2 separate regions of the Homo sapiens genome follow, and region 2 is linked to region 1. A link is an interaction called in ENCODE POLR2A ChIA-PET data of the cell type or tissue named here. Cell type or tissue: GM12878. All regions are shown on one strand. Links, peaks and the distances in the headings refer to the core of each region. The heading gives the core; the rest is flanking DNA. Region 1 overlaps ARHGAP18 (Rho GTPase activating protein 18). Region 2 holds the start of LOC105377999 (a long non-coding RNA gene).

The links. ChIA-PET counts read pairs that join two places held together with the same protein. Peaks named below come from ENCODE experiments on the same cell type or tissue, not always from the same donor. Only the 100,000 strongest peaks of a DNase experiment are listed, where the experiment ranks them.
Region 2: POLR2A ChIA-PET joins it to region 1 with 7 read pairs; 2 of 35 experiments call an interaction of 5 or more read pairs at or near these places.

What each region holds. Positions count from the first base shown.
Region 1 is chr6:129,619,417-129,626,843 of GRCh38, forward strand. The region is part of intron 5 of ARHGAP18 (Rho GTPase activating protein 18); the gene reads right to left. Among named protein-coding and RNA genes, the nearest start is that of ARHGAP18, 87 kb to the right of the region's middle. RefSeq lists a silencer at 314-514. In GM12878, for the core only: a CTCF peak has its summit at 2,037 (motif pointing right); no DNase peak of the experiment used is centred there; H3K27ac peaks cover 1,199 bases.
Region 2 is chr6:129,853,243-129,860,669 of GRCh38, forward strand. The region is part of intron 1 of TMEM244 (transmembrane protein 244); the gene reads right to left. LOC105377999 (a long non-coding RNA gene) reads left to right here and starts at 2,386. Exons shown (of 8, transcript XR_942986.3): 1 at 2,386-2,470; 2 at 6,088-6,183. In GM12878, for the core only: no CTCF peak of the experiment used is centred there; no DNase peak of the experiment used is centred there.

The sequences.
Region 1 (7,427 bases), core at 1,383-6,382:
GGTGAGGGAAAAAGAAGAGGAAAAAGGGGAGGAAAAGGGGGAGGGGAGGGAGGGGGAGGGGGAGGGGGAAACGGGGACAGTGAAGGGGAAGGGAAGGGGGAGGGAAAAGGAGATGAGAAGGGGAGAGAGAAAAGGAAGGGGAGTGGGCAAGGGGAGAGGGAAAAGGAAGGGGAGCAGGGAAGGGGAGAGGGAAAATGAAGGGGAGGGGACGGGAAGGGGATGGGGGAGGGGGAGGGGGAAACAGAGGAAGATGACATGAAGAAGACAAGTAGGGGGGAGAGAAAGAGGAATACTAGCCATGAGTGTATGCTTAGAACATGCCAGGTACCCTTCACATACACTTATGTATCTTTTAATTGTCACAAAAGCCAAGTAAGATTGGTCCAGAAAGGCTACAGCCCATTGGGGTAAGAGGGACACAGGGGAAACGAAGAGCATGGACTTCAGAGCTTACCAGTCACCTATCTACTTACTAGTTGTGTGACTTATGGCAATGGCTTAACCTTTACTTCTGTAAAATGGGAGATGGAGGGGGAGGGAAAGGAGGAGAAGGGCAACAAAAAGAAGAGGATGGGCCACTGAATTCAGAGGGCTATTGTGAGATTTAGTGCCCAGCACTGCCCAAGTGCTTTTATGTGGTTGCTACTGCAGGTTGAGTACACCTCATCCAAACTGCTTGAGACCAGAAGTGCTCTGGATTTCAGATTTTGAAATATTTGTATATACACAATGAGACATCTTGGGATGGGTCCCAAGTCTAAACACAAAATTCATTTATGTTTCATATACACATAGCCTGAAGGCAATTTTACAAAATATTTTAACTAATTTGAATGAAACTAATTTTGTGTTAAGTACTTATGTGTGGGATTTTTCACTTGTGGCATCATGCCAGTGCTCAAAAAGGTTCTGATTTTGGAACATTTAGGATTTTGGATTTTTGGATTAGGGATACTCAACTTGTATATTACTTTCACTGCTGAATAAAGTGGGACTAAGATGTTGCTTCATAATCACAAGCACATGGTGTGTTTTTCTGCCTTTCTCAAATATCATCTTTTAATATTAAACACATTAAACATCAGAAAGCAAACCACAAGATAAAAAGGCAAATTTCACTAGTGTGTACATTTAATACAAATTACAATTCCATTGTGTTTACCTATTACTAAAACTGATCATTCTCTTACAGTTTGGGTTTACCTTTGAATTTTTCATTTAATTCAATTGCTGATTAGCTGATTTTACTGCATCTATTTTATTCCCTTTGCTTTGGTACTTCTTGCGTCTTATCATTAACACTTCATCGTCTAAATGCTAGGGCAAAAGACATGTCCTAAAGCAGTAATTCTCAAAGTGTAGTCCAGGGACCATTGGGGGTATCCAATATCCTTCCAAAAAGTTCAGAACTATTTTAATAATTAGTAATGAGGCATTATTTTGCCTTTTACACTCTCATTCTCTCGTGAGTATAGTTTTCCAGATGTAAATGAGTGCTACTGCAACAGACTGAATGCAAACGTAAATATGATAATCCAGCTGACTTCAACTAAAGCCAGACATTACAGACTCACTAAAATTAAAACCATGATACACTTAATTTTCTTTAGAAAATATGGCTATTTTCCATTTTGAGAAAAAGATATTTATGTTAACTATAATATTGTTATATTAAATGGATTAATATTTTTTCAATTTCTCAATTTTATTTTCAGATATGGTAAGTGTCCATAGGTATAACCCACATAAACAGAAGGTTTTTGAGGCCCTTAATAATTTTTAAGTGTATGAAGGAGTTGTGAGATGAAAATGTTGGAGTCAGTCTCCTACAGCAACTCGTAAAACCTATGACTTTTAGTAAGTGAGAAACTAATTCCCTTTAAGCAAACTCAATTCAAAAGAGAGCCTTCAAGTCCACTGTAAGAGGAAAGGGGTCTTTCTTAACCGTTCGTAATGTGTTTTTTTTCCTAGGAGAACATCAAATAAACAGCAATGGACATCACTGAAGATGGGGCCTAAGCAAATTTCCAGCAGGGGGCAGGATGGCCTCCATGGGGCACTGCACAGGGCTCAAGAGAGTGGAGTCAGACTACAGGTGGCAAATGCTGTTTCCATCACTTACTATGTGACCTTTGGCAAACAATGTCCCCTTCTGTGCCTTAGCCTCCTCATCTGTAGAATGAGAACAACTGAACCTAACTTACAAGGTTGTGGCGAAGATCAAATGATAAATAGCACTCAAAAAGTATTACATATTATATTTTTTTCATGGAGCTTTTAAAATAATATCAACATTTCATGGTCTTCCTTTATTCTTATGTGTCATGGCAAGGTAAGAAAAAAATGATAATAATAATTATCTTATCGAAAAACAGTTCATTTAATCCTTCAAAAGTCCTAATAAGAATTATTACAGCATCTTCTAGGTGGGGAAACTGAGACTCAGTTAAGTGCCTTAAACATGGCCACAAAGCCAGTGATGTCATGAAGATGCAAATTCAGTTCTCCTAAATCGTAAGTTTTGTAACCATTCTGTTCTACTCCATTTTTCCCATCCACCAGAGTAGGCAGGGAGATATCTAGGTTGATAGGTGTTGATGTGGTACTGTGAGCCCCTCAAGGAGAGGAGCCACTTCTTAATCACTTCCGTAACGCTGTTGTACCACAGACCTGACACACTATGGGTGGTCTGTCATGGTCCACTAAATGAATGGAGACACACATCCTACAGGGAGGCGAGCATAGAATCAAACTCAATGAGGTGGAGGGCCATTGGCTTCGTGTTCCCCTGATTTTCTGTGATTTCTACTGAGTTTTCCTTTTTAAAAATCACACAAAACTGGTCACATTTTTCCCATGTTTGGTCCTATATTTCTGCTAATTGCTTCATTTTCTGAATGCTGAACCAACCATATTTACCTTTTTTTTAAGCCCTAAATGTTTCATTAAAATCAGTTGCTTTGGGTCTAATAAGTCAAACACATGTAATACAGCCGTTTAAAGCATTACCCAAGGTAAATGTTTACAGAATCCTGAAATATTATTAATTCAAACATTTGATTTACCTAGCGATATATGTCATGAGCTTATTTATTTATTTAAACATTGTGCTTAATGAAGGAGTTAGTTCTTTATCCCAATGTTTAATTCATAGCAGCAGCTTTAAATATTTATGAAGTTTCCTGTCGTTTTTTGTTTAGTTAATAGACTGAATGGTTCAGTTCATTGGCTAAGAGAAAGCAGTGAAATTTCAGCAAGAGAAAAGTTCTCTACCTCTTGAAAAATGTGTTTAAAGAAAATAAGACTGGGCATGGTGGCTCACACCTGTAATCCCAGCAATCTGGGAGACTGAGGCAGGTAGATCACCTAAGGTCAGGAGTTCGAGACCAGCCTGACCAACATGGTGAAACCCCATCTCTACTAAAAATACAAAAACTAGCCGGGCGTGGTGGCAGGTGCCTGTAATCCTAGTTACTCAGGAGGCTGAGGAAGGAGAATCACTTGAGCCCAGGAGGTGGATGTTGCAGTGAGCCGAGATCGCGCCATTGCACTCTAGCCTGGGCAACAAGAGTGAAACTCCATCTCAAAACAAAAAAAAAAAAAAAAAAAAAGGAAAAAGAAAAGAATAAAAATTTTCAAAAAAAAATGTAAGGTCATTGATTCCCTTGTGTTACCATAAATTAACTAGGTAGCTTTCCCTGGCGTGTTGCTCTTTTGTAGGATTTGCATGAGGGGCCCCTTAGGCATTTCATCACTAATAATAAACTTGACTTTTTTACTCATCAGATCACTCTAGCTTTGACTTGGAAAGCAAGAGAAAGGATTCAAAAGCTTAGTCATTAATGTCAAGCCTCAGCATGTCAAGTTACCTCTCTAACATGTTTCCATGTATGAAAAATAGGGGTGTCTACCTCCTAGAGGTCATCTAATAAATAATTACAGAGCATAATTTCTGAGATATAACATGTATACACTAAGTAGCTAAATTTTCAAACTAAAGCAAATTAAAGGTTATAAAACCTGATCTCCAAATTTAAGAGGAGAAATTTGAATCCACGATGAGAGATCATAAAGAATTGACAAAGGTTGCTCGATGCTGTGAGGAAAAGGAAGTGAATATGAAATGAGGTCAACAGAGAACAATGTATTACATAAAGCCTACTGCTTATTTACAGAAGTAGAGGAGCATGGAACAGAAATGGAACTTAAGGTTTTATCTACTTAGACACCTGCCTCAGAGTAGTGAATACAAATCTTACTTTTTCAACCATGGGAAAGACTTGTAGAAATTTAACAATGAGTCCATACCTTCTAGAAGACAAACGGACTAAAAAAGAGTTTCTATAGATGAGTATATGCATATTTGCATAAAAAAATACATGGACAGATTAACAATAATGTCTAAAGCATGCAACCTAAATCAAAGGTGATTTCATATATTTATTTGATCTAATATAAGTTCACGATCAGGAAAGACTGAACAGGAAAACTGATCTTGAGCTAGTCTCTGAAGAATAGATTAAAGTTTCCTTGGCAAATATGGAACAACAGAGGGGTAGAAATGGAGAGGTCATTTTAAACTTTGGGCACAACTTGAATATAATTAAGAAGGTAGGTGAAGGTAAATTAGTTAAACAGAGAAGAAAATGGCAGAGGGAGTTTTGTTTTGAAAGCTCTCAAGTGGAGATGAATTATATTTCATTCCACTGTTTGAGTCAACAACTTAAAAGCCAACAATGACTTCATTTTGTTTAATTAGATTCTACTGTCCTTCAATTTAAAACCTTTCCATATTTTGTGATGAAGACTGTCACTTTGAAAACATACTTATTGGCCAGGCACAGTGGCTCATACCTGTAATCCCAGCACTTTGGGAGGCTGAGGCAGGCGGATCACAAGGTCAGGAGTTCGAGACCAGCCTGGCCAACGTGGTGAAGCCCCGTCTCTACTAAAAATATAAAAAATTAGCCAGGCATGGTGGCATGTGCCTGCAATCCCTGCTACTCGGGAGGCTGAGGCAGGAGACTCACTTAAACCCAGGAGGTGGAGGTTGCAGTGAGCCAAGATGGTGCCTGGGTGACAGAGCGAGATTCCATCTCGAGAAAAACAAAAAACAAACACACACAAAAAACCATACTTTTCCTGAGGATAGTCTGGCAGAGTGGATCATCATTTTAGGCCACACTTGCATACTCTTTTACTTTTCCCATTAGGTATAAACACAGATTTTCAAAAATATACAAGAAGGCCAGGCACAGTGGCTCATGCCTGTAATCCTAGTGTTTTGGAAGGCTGAGGTGGGTGGATCACCTGAGGAGAGGAGTTCAAGACAAGCCTGGCCAAGATGGTGAAACCCCATCTCTACCAAAAATACAAAAATCAGCCGGGCGTGGTGGTGGGCACCTATAATCCCAGCTCTTTGGGAGGCTGAGGCAGGAGAATTGCTTGTATCCAGGAGGCGGAGGTTGCAGTGAGCTGAGATCACACCATTGCACTCCAGCCTGGGTGACAAGAGTGAAACTCCATTTCAAAAATATATATATATATGATATATATTTATATATAATATATATTATATATGATATATATTTATATAATATATATGATATATGATATATATTTATATAATATATATGATTGATATATATTTATATATAATATATATGATATATGATATATGATATATATTATATATTATATAGATATATATTATATATGATATATATTATATATTATATAGATATATATTATATATGATATATTATATATTATATATGATATATATTTATATGTAATATATATGATATATGATATATGATATATATTTATATGTAATATATATGATATATGATATATATTTATATGTAATATATATGATATATGATATATATTTATATGTAATATATATGATATATGATATATATTTATATGTAATATATATTATGTATATTTATATATATTATATATTATATATTTATACATATGTATTATATATTATATATAATATATATTATATATAATATATATTTTATATTATATATTATATATAATATATATTTTATATTATATATTATATATAATATATATTTTATATATCATATATATTATAACTATACATTATATATTATATATATTTATTATATATTATATATCATTATACATTATATATTATATATTTATATATTATATATTATTATATATTTATATATTATATATATTTATATTATATATTTATATATTATATATATTTATATTATATTATATATATTTATATATTATATATTTATATATTATATATTTATATATTATATATATTTATTATATATTTATATATTATATATTTATATATTATATATATTTATATATATAATATATATTTTTATATTATATATTATATATTTATATATTATATATTATACATTTATATATTATATATTATATTTATATATTATATATTATATATTTATATATTATATATTATATATTTATATATTATATATTATAGATATTTATATATTATATATTATATATTTATATATTATATATTTATATATTATATATATTTATATTATATATCAAATATATATCAAATATATATATCAAATATAGCTATCTATATATATACACACACACATATATATACACATATACACACACACACACACACACACACACACACACACACACACATATATAGAAGAAAAGCCTGGAAACAATTCAGATGTCCGCCATAGGGGGACTGACTCAATAAATTATGATACATCTGTACAATGGAGTACAATGTATCTAATAAAAAGAAGTGAGAAATATTTCTCTATACTACTATGGTATGATTTCCACAATACACCACTAAGTCAACAAAACAAAAATCAAGGTGGAAGAAACTGTGCATAGTGAGCTACCAGTTACCTAGGAGCAGAAGGATAAACCATGATATTAAAAGGAAAGAAAGTTTGCCACTAAGAGGAGGGATTGAATAGGTTGGTAGCTGAAGGATAAAAGCTAGATTTTTAATACACTTTGTTTTTCGACTTTACTATTGGACTATATAAGTATTTTACATACTTATAAGCCAAAATGAAATTTCAAGAAAAGCAATCTCTAAAAATTGAAAATAAAATAAAGCAAATTAACCAAACCAGGTATGCAGCTGATGGCTTAACGATACAAAGAGTAACAATCCTAAGCAACCTAAAACACAATAATTTTACTGTATAAAATCCCTTTTAGGATGTACCCCCAAAACACACACACATACACACACACACACACACACACACACAGACAAATAGAAAAAAAAAGAAAAACAAGTTTAAACCATTTCTAGTAATCATATTGTTGATGGTAGTATTAGCATATTCTGAGAATGCTGTGCATTAACTTAGGATGAAGCAAACATGCAATTATGTGATATTCTAAATATATCA
Region 2 (7,427 bases), core at 1,459-6,458, 230 kb after region 1:
AAAAATTCAATGCTGTTCCCCCTGTGTAGAATTAACGGCTCCTCTCTTTGGAAAACTAACTCCCACTCATCTTTTCAGGTCTAAACTGATACCTCACTTCCTCCAAGAAGTTCCCCTGACTTCTTATTCTCTACTGTATGCTCCCTAACACTCTCTTTCTCCGTATAATATTCAAACACATATCATTATAAATGCAATTTCTTCATTAAAAAGCTTCCACCTTTTTTTTTTACACTCCTATTCTGAAAGTGAAATAAATGTGCACCAGTCTGCAAATTGTGCACATTTATGATGTAATGAATGTTTTTCCAAGTTGCTTTCAGAAAACGGTCTGCTACAACTGATCTTTACATCTTTGTCATCTTTTTTGATCAAAATATTTTGATACCAGCCTTCCTTCCACTGCCCTAAAAAATAAAGCAGTTTTAATAAGTTGAAATTAAGAAAAGACTATACCTGTGTAAAAAAGGATAGAGGAAAGTGCTACTGATTTGCGCTTTTAGAATCTCCCAAAAGCATGAGCACTATCTTTGCTAGGGCTAGGCTGGAACCTGGATAGAATATGAGCATGTGCACGTGGCATCCCTAAGGATTCAGAGCTTAAGTGGAGCCTGAGTACTTCAGCAGTGTAACTCACTTAACTAACTTGCCAATTTCTACACTGGCTTGACGGGGCATAATTCAAAACGGGAAAGCTCAGGTTCATTCCACTCTCCTGGAGTTGAAAGCCACCTCTCTTCATTCAGCTCTTGAGTTTTTCTTGTTGTCGCATTTAACAACACCCTAGTGGGATGTCTTCTAGATATCGTTTTATGGTTCTGCAAGTAATTGCTAAAAGATACAAGGTCTACTTTTTCTATGCTACTTACCTCATTTTATTTAAGAAGGGACTGGGAGGAAGAGATGTGTCCATTTGGCTCCCTAATATATGTGTAGTGTCTGGTGTGGTTCCTGGCACACAGTAGGTATTCAAAGAATATAAGTTGTTGGATGATTCATTACAGTTTTAGAATTAATAGAAGGCTGGCCCTACCGGACATTCTGGTTATTAAAGGAGAATCAGTTATGATTGGTCAGAGTCCAGGCCACACTGAACAGTACCCCAGATAAAAGCAATCTTTGCTGCACAGTGAGAGAGTCACCAATCAGGAGATAATTATCAAGTGTTGACATTCTGCCCAAAACTGTTTCAGACTTCCTGGGGATAAAAAGGAAGAGGTAAGAAGAGACAAAATAATCACACAGAAAATAATTAGAACAAGCAAGTATACCCAACAGTTATATGACTCTTTACTGTGTACTTGTCTAGATGAGCTCACTCATCCAAATAAACATGTGGGTTAGTCACCTCTTACAGATGAAAAAACAGAGGCCCAGAGAAATTAAGTGATTTTCACAAAGCTAGTCACTGAAAGAGGTACAATTGTATATAAAATGTATTGAATCCTGGTCAGAAAGTAAGCTTTGTGGTTCTGATTACAGCTGGTCCCTGACTTACCATGGTTCAATTTAACAATGTTTCAAATTTACAACAGGTTTATTGGGACATAATCCCACTGTAAGTCAAGGAGCATCCATAATTGCTAAAAGTAATTGCAAAACTACCTCAAAGAAAAGGGATAAGCTAGGTTTCATGAAGATCTAGGCTCTTAGGAACAATCATAATGGTCCATACTCTTCATATTCAATATCTGCTCACATACATGGCCTTTAAGTGGTTCACAAAGGTTATTATTCTTAACCCTGGTAACTGCATTTTAAGAAACCTCTCAGGTGATTACAATGCAAATAGCTACTGGGGATATAGGAACTGGTCTAGGTGACAAACAGAAACCTAGGCCTGTCCTAGTATTTCCCCTCAGGCAGGATTTCCACATGGGACAGCCACAGGTCTGGGTTCCTGAGCAAAATGGGCAAGAGACAAATTTCCAATTAAAACGAGCAAATATAATCTTTTACTTCACTAACAATAAAGAAACACATACCCAAACTTCATAGACACTATTGTTCTATCAAGTTAGCGAAGATAGTTTTTCTTTTTTTAAAAATGAATTACTTGTTCTGGTGAATGAAATGCACACCGTTCTAGACAGCCTTGCTAAAGATGACGGGGTATAGTGTCAAGCTAATGTGACATTATAACACTTTTATTTCTCAATGACAGAAAGTGAAGACAAAATTTCCAAAGAACTTAGTAAGTATTTTCCCCAAATTCTCACAGGCAGGAACAACGACATTCTCCTATAATTCAAAACTATTACTACACACAATAAATCCTACACGGATATAAAATATCATTGACATAGAGTTTATATTCAGATTTCCTCTATTGTTCTCAAAATCTGAGAATTCTAGAATCAATCATATTTTCACATGTTACATTTGGTTGTCATGGCTCTTTAGTAACCTACTCTGAATTTGTCTGATGGTTTCCTCATGATCAGATTCTTCGGAGAAGAACTCTACAAAGGTAATATTGTGCATTTCCCATTGTATCTTATGAGAAGATGCATAATATGACTTTCATTATTACTGATGGTCAGTTTGATCACTTGGTAAAGGTGATATCTACTAGATCTATTTTCATTGCACTGTTCATCGTTTGTAATTAATAAGTAATCTGTGGGGTGACACTTGAGACTATATAAATATCCTGTTCCCCCAAAATTTTTTAGCCATTCATTAACATATCTCATCTGAATCAATTATTTACATTGGTATTGTAAACTGATGGTTTTATTATTTATTTTTTCTTCTACATTTCAGTAGATATTCTTCCATAAAGAGATTTCCTTTCTTACCCTTGAACTTACCTATTAATTTATGTATTTATTATTTATTCATTTATTTTTTATAACCTATGGTCTTTTTTATTTTCTGAGTGCCATAATTAATTAACATCATGATTCCTGTTGATGCTCAAATTATCCCAAGTTTGACCAATTTGAGCACCTACCAGATACTGCCTGTGTTCTTTTTACATATCCCCATCATTTTTGTACTTCCTTGCTTTATGACATTCCAATGGGATACTGTCTTTTTCATTACTACATTTTCATATACACTTTTGTCTATTTGTGAGCTTTCTATTTGCTTCCATTGAGCTATCTACTCATGAATCAATACCACACTGTTTTAATTATAGAAGCTTTATAGTATGTTTTAATATCTGGCAGGCATTTGTTAAAAGGATAGAGCTTGCATTAAGTATTCTTAGCACACATGCATGCACACACAGGAAACTATCAAAGAAACACAAGGAAACTTTATAATGTTTACTAGGAAACTTGTGGAGGTGATAAATAAGTCTATCTTAATTACAGTGATGGTTTCACAGGTGTTGCAAATGTTCAAATGTATAAACTTGTAAATATTAAATAAGTGCACTTTTTGTATATTAATTTATTCCTCAATAAAGCTGCTTTAAAAATATCTAGTAAGGCTAGTCATCTCTCCTTTTTCTTTTCTTTAAGGTTCTCATAGCTATTTTTATTTTTTCATATAAACTTCAAAATCTACTTGACTAGCTCCATAAAAACAACTTTGTTATTTTTATTGAGATTATGCCAAACTTATTAAGATGGGAATAAATGATAGCTTTATTATGTTTATGAGTACCATTCAAAAATGAGAAAAATTTCCAAACTTATTCAAGTCCACTTTTGTATCTTTCAGGAGTATGTTAATTTTTTAATCATATAGTGTTAATATATGATTAACAGAAGTGTTAATCATATAGATTTTACACACTTCCTGTTAAGCTTATGATTAAATAAATTCTTTTTGCTACTAATACAACTGAAGTTTCCTCTTCCATTACATTATCTAACTAGCTATTGTTTGTGTGTAGAAAGGCTTCTGATTTTTGTATTTTAATAGTCTATTACCTTACTAATTTTTAAAATTGTTTGTGTTAGTATTTTCATTGATTGTTTTGGATTTTCCAGATACACTACAATATCACCTGTAAATAGAGATAGTTTTACTTCTATTTTAATTCTCATGACTCTTTTGTTTATTCTGATCTGATTGAATGGAATAGTATCTCTAACATATATATTTTATATGTGTGTATACACACACACACACACACACACACATATATATATACATATATAAATTATTTTTTTTGAGATGGAGTCTCGCTCTGTCACCCAGACTGGAGTGCAATGGTGAGATCTCAGCTCACCACAACCTCCGTCTCCTGGGTTTAAGCAATTCTCCTGCCTCAGCCTCCCAAGTAGCTGGGATTACAGGCACATGCCACCACCACGCCTGGCTAATTTTTTGTATTTTTAGTAGAGAGGGGGTTTTGTCATGTTGGCCAGGCTGTTCTGGAACTCCTGACCTCAGGTGATCCACCCGCCTTGGCCTCCCAAAGTGTTGGGATAATAGGCATGAGACACTGCACCCAACCCTAACATATGTTTAGATAGTAGTGGAGTTAGTGGACATTCTTGCCTTGTTCTTGGCCTTTCTGTAAATGCCTCTAGTATTCTCCATTAAGTAATACACCAGCTTTAGGATTGTAATGTGTGTGTGTATGTGTGGTTTTTTATATATATATATACACACATATATATATGTGTATATATATGTACATATATATGTATATATATATATCTGATCAGACAAAATCATTAGTTCTTATTTTATTCAGTATTTTAAATCAGGAGTGGTTCAGGAACGGTTGCCAATTTTTGTCAAAGGCAGTTTTAGCGTCTATGAAGATGAGTGAAGATGGTCATATGATTTTCTGCTTAGATATATGAACATCTAAATTATGTTAGTAGATTACCTAATATTGAACCATCCGTACATTTTTGGAATAAATGTCACTTGGTCATGATGTTTTATTTTTATGACGAGTTCTTGGGTTCTGTTTGCTAATATGTTTAGATTTTTCTGTATTCATAAGTGAGATTGATCTATAGTTTATTTTTTGTACTATATTTATATGGTTTAGGTGACAACATATTTCTTGTTTCATAAAACTTTCTTGTGGCTTTTCTTGTTTTTCTATACTCAAATGATTTAAGTAGCATTGGGAGTATATGATCTTTGAAGACTTAGGAGAATTCTTTTGTGAAATCTAGGCCTAGTCCTTCTGTAATAGCCTTCTCCATTTAGTCTATGGAAACTGGAAGCCCTTGTGTGATTTTGCAAAGCAGAATGTTCCCATTGCCTACAGTAGCTTCACTCTTCTTTACAGAGCAAGTAGCTATATTCTCTAGGTCTGGCTCATATATCATCTTCTCACTCCACCCCTCACTGCAGGACAGAATCAATCTCTATCTTATTTTAATTGCTTCCATAATATTATATTTGTCTTATAGATCTCATCAAATTTGTATTGTAGCATACCTACTTTTGGAGGTATACATTTCTTTCTCCAGTCTCTAAAAGACAGACACTGATTTGACCACATTTAATTCTTCAGCCCCCAAAATATTGGTCAGGCTTTCATAGGTATTCAATAAATATATTTTGAATAATAATCATGGAAGGAAGGAAAGAAATAATGGAAGACAAGACCACTATAGTAGGAACCATAGTCTTTTTTTTTTTTGAAACAGAGTCTTGCTCTGTCACCCAGGCTGGAGTACAGTGACACAATCTCAGCTCACTGTAACCTCTGCCTCCCGGCTTCAAGGAATTCTCTTGCCTCAGCCTCCCTGAGTAGCTGGGACTACAGGTGTGCACCACCACACCCAGCTAATTTTTGTATTTTTAGTAGAGATGGGGTTTCACCATGTTTACCAGGCTGGTATCGAACTCCTGACCTAAAGTGATCGTCCGGTTTGGCCTCCTAAAGTGCTGGGATTACAGGCATGAGCCACCACGCCTGGCCGGAACCATAGTCTATTAATAAAGTATGTGGACTCTAAGTCAGATCCACTGGAGTTTCTCCCCCAGTTCATCACTGACAAGTGTGTGACATTGGCTGGTTACTTTCTGAGTTTTGTTCTACTCATCTACAGGTAAAGTTTCATAAGGGATTTGTATTCTGAACATGTATACAATTCTTAACATTAAGTACTGTATGTTCCCAATAGATAATACTTTCTCTCTTACTTCTCCCCATAGGAAAGACTGCATTGTAGTTCTTTGGACAATTCCTGGAGAAATCATGAGATATGACTCTCTCACTTGTAGAATCACAGCAAAGGCTCCGTCCTACTGGTAAGTAGTTCCCTCTGAAATTGCCTGAATGAATGAAATTCTCCAGTTCAGGTGAACAACTCTGAGGATATGCAGGAATGTGTTGTGCTTCTGAGATTTTTACAACATTTGTTTTACAGAGGAAAGTTTACATTAGTTTAACATAGTTAGGAAACATGCCGTCTACTGGAGTAGAATACATTGTATTCTGAACAGTTTAGCAGTCCTCATACTTGGGCTTTCTTCCCAGTTCTTGTGCTATTTTCCCAGACAGCAAATTAATTAAATGGCCTTTGGCCATGACTCTTTCCCTTGAGTCAGCTTTTCTGTCATTTAAAGTGTACAGATAGGGGGGATTTAATTAGCCCAATGCCTGGCACATTGCATGCACTCAATAAATGTTTGTTGAGTATTCGAGTTATCTCTAGATGAAGGTCACTTTTGCTATTACTATTAATTTATAAGCATATCAGTAATTCTTGTGCTGATAATATTGACAGTGAACAAGCACTTAAAAGAAAAGTTAACTCATAACTTATAGGGATGTATCATGAGAATTCAGATAGTCAACAACCTATCTATTTTGAACATATTCACTATTCTTCTAATGTTCTAAGGCTCTAATTCTACACTTGAAGCTCAGATGATTCTAAGATAGTGAGGAACTGCAGCAACTATCTGGATATTTTCTCTGCAATGCGTGTGTGTGTGTGTGTGTGTGTGTGTGTGTGTGTGTGTGTGTGTCTGTCTGTCTGGTCTGTGTAAGCCCCGACTAAATATAGAGCCCCCATTCTTTGTGTAAGCTACTTAAGAGAAAGGATTTTATCTTCTAATTTTTATCTCTTCAGCAGAAGTTATTATTGCTAGTTCAATCCCAAATCTATACATAAATTACGAAGTTTAATAACCCCTTAAAAATAAGCTTTTTAAAAATATTTTTCCTGAAATAATGTTTTACTGACCTTGAAAATTTTTCTTAGCTGTTGTCATGCTCAACATTTCTCACTGATGACATATGTGGTGATGATGGTAGTGTAAAGAAAAAGCTTGAGGAAATACACACGGTGCTGATATTTTACTAAAATGAATGTAGCACTCACTCATAATTGTAATTTAATTTTTAAGTAAAAATCTGATTTTCCACTATCATTCCCTTAAGTCTGGCTCATTATAGGCCTAAAGCCTGTATGAATTTACACAGCTGCTTTGAGGCTTTGCATATTTCCTTGTTTTCGATTGTTTGATTTTTTTTTAAAGGGGTATTT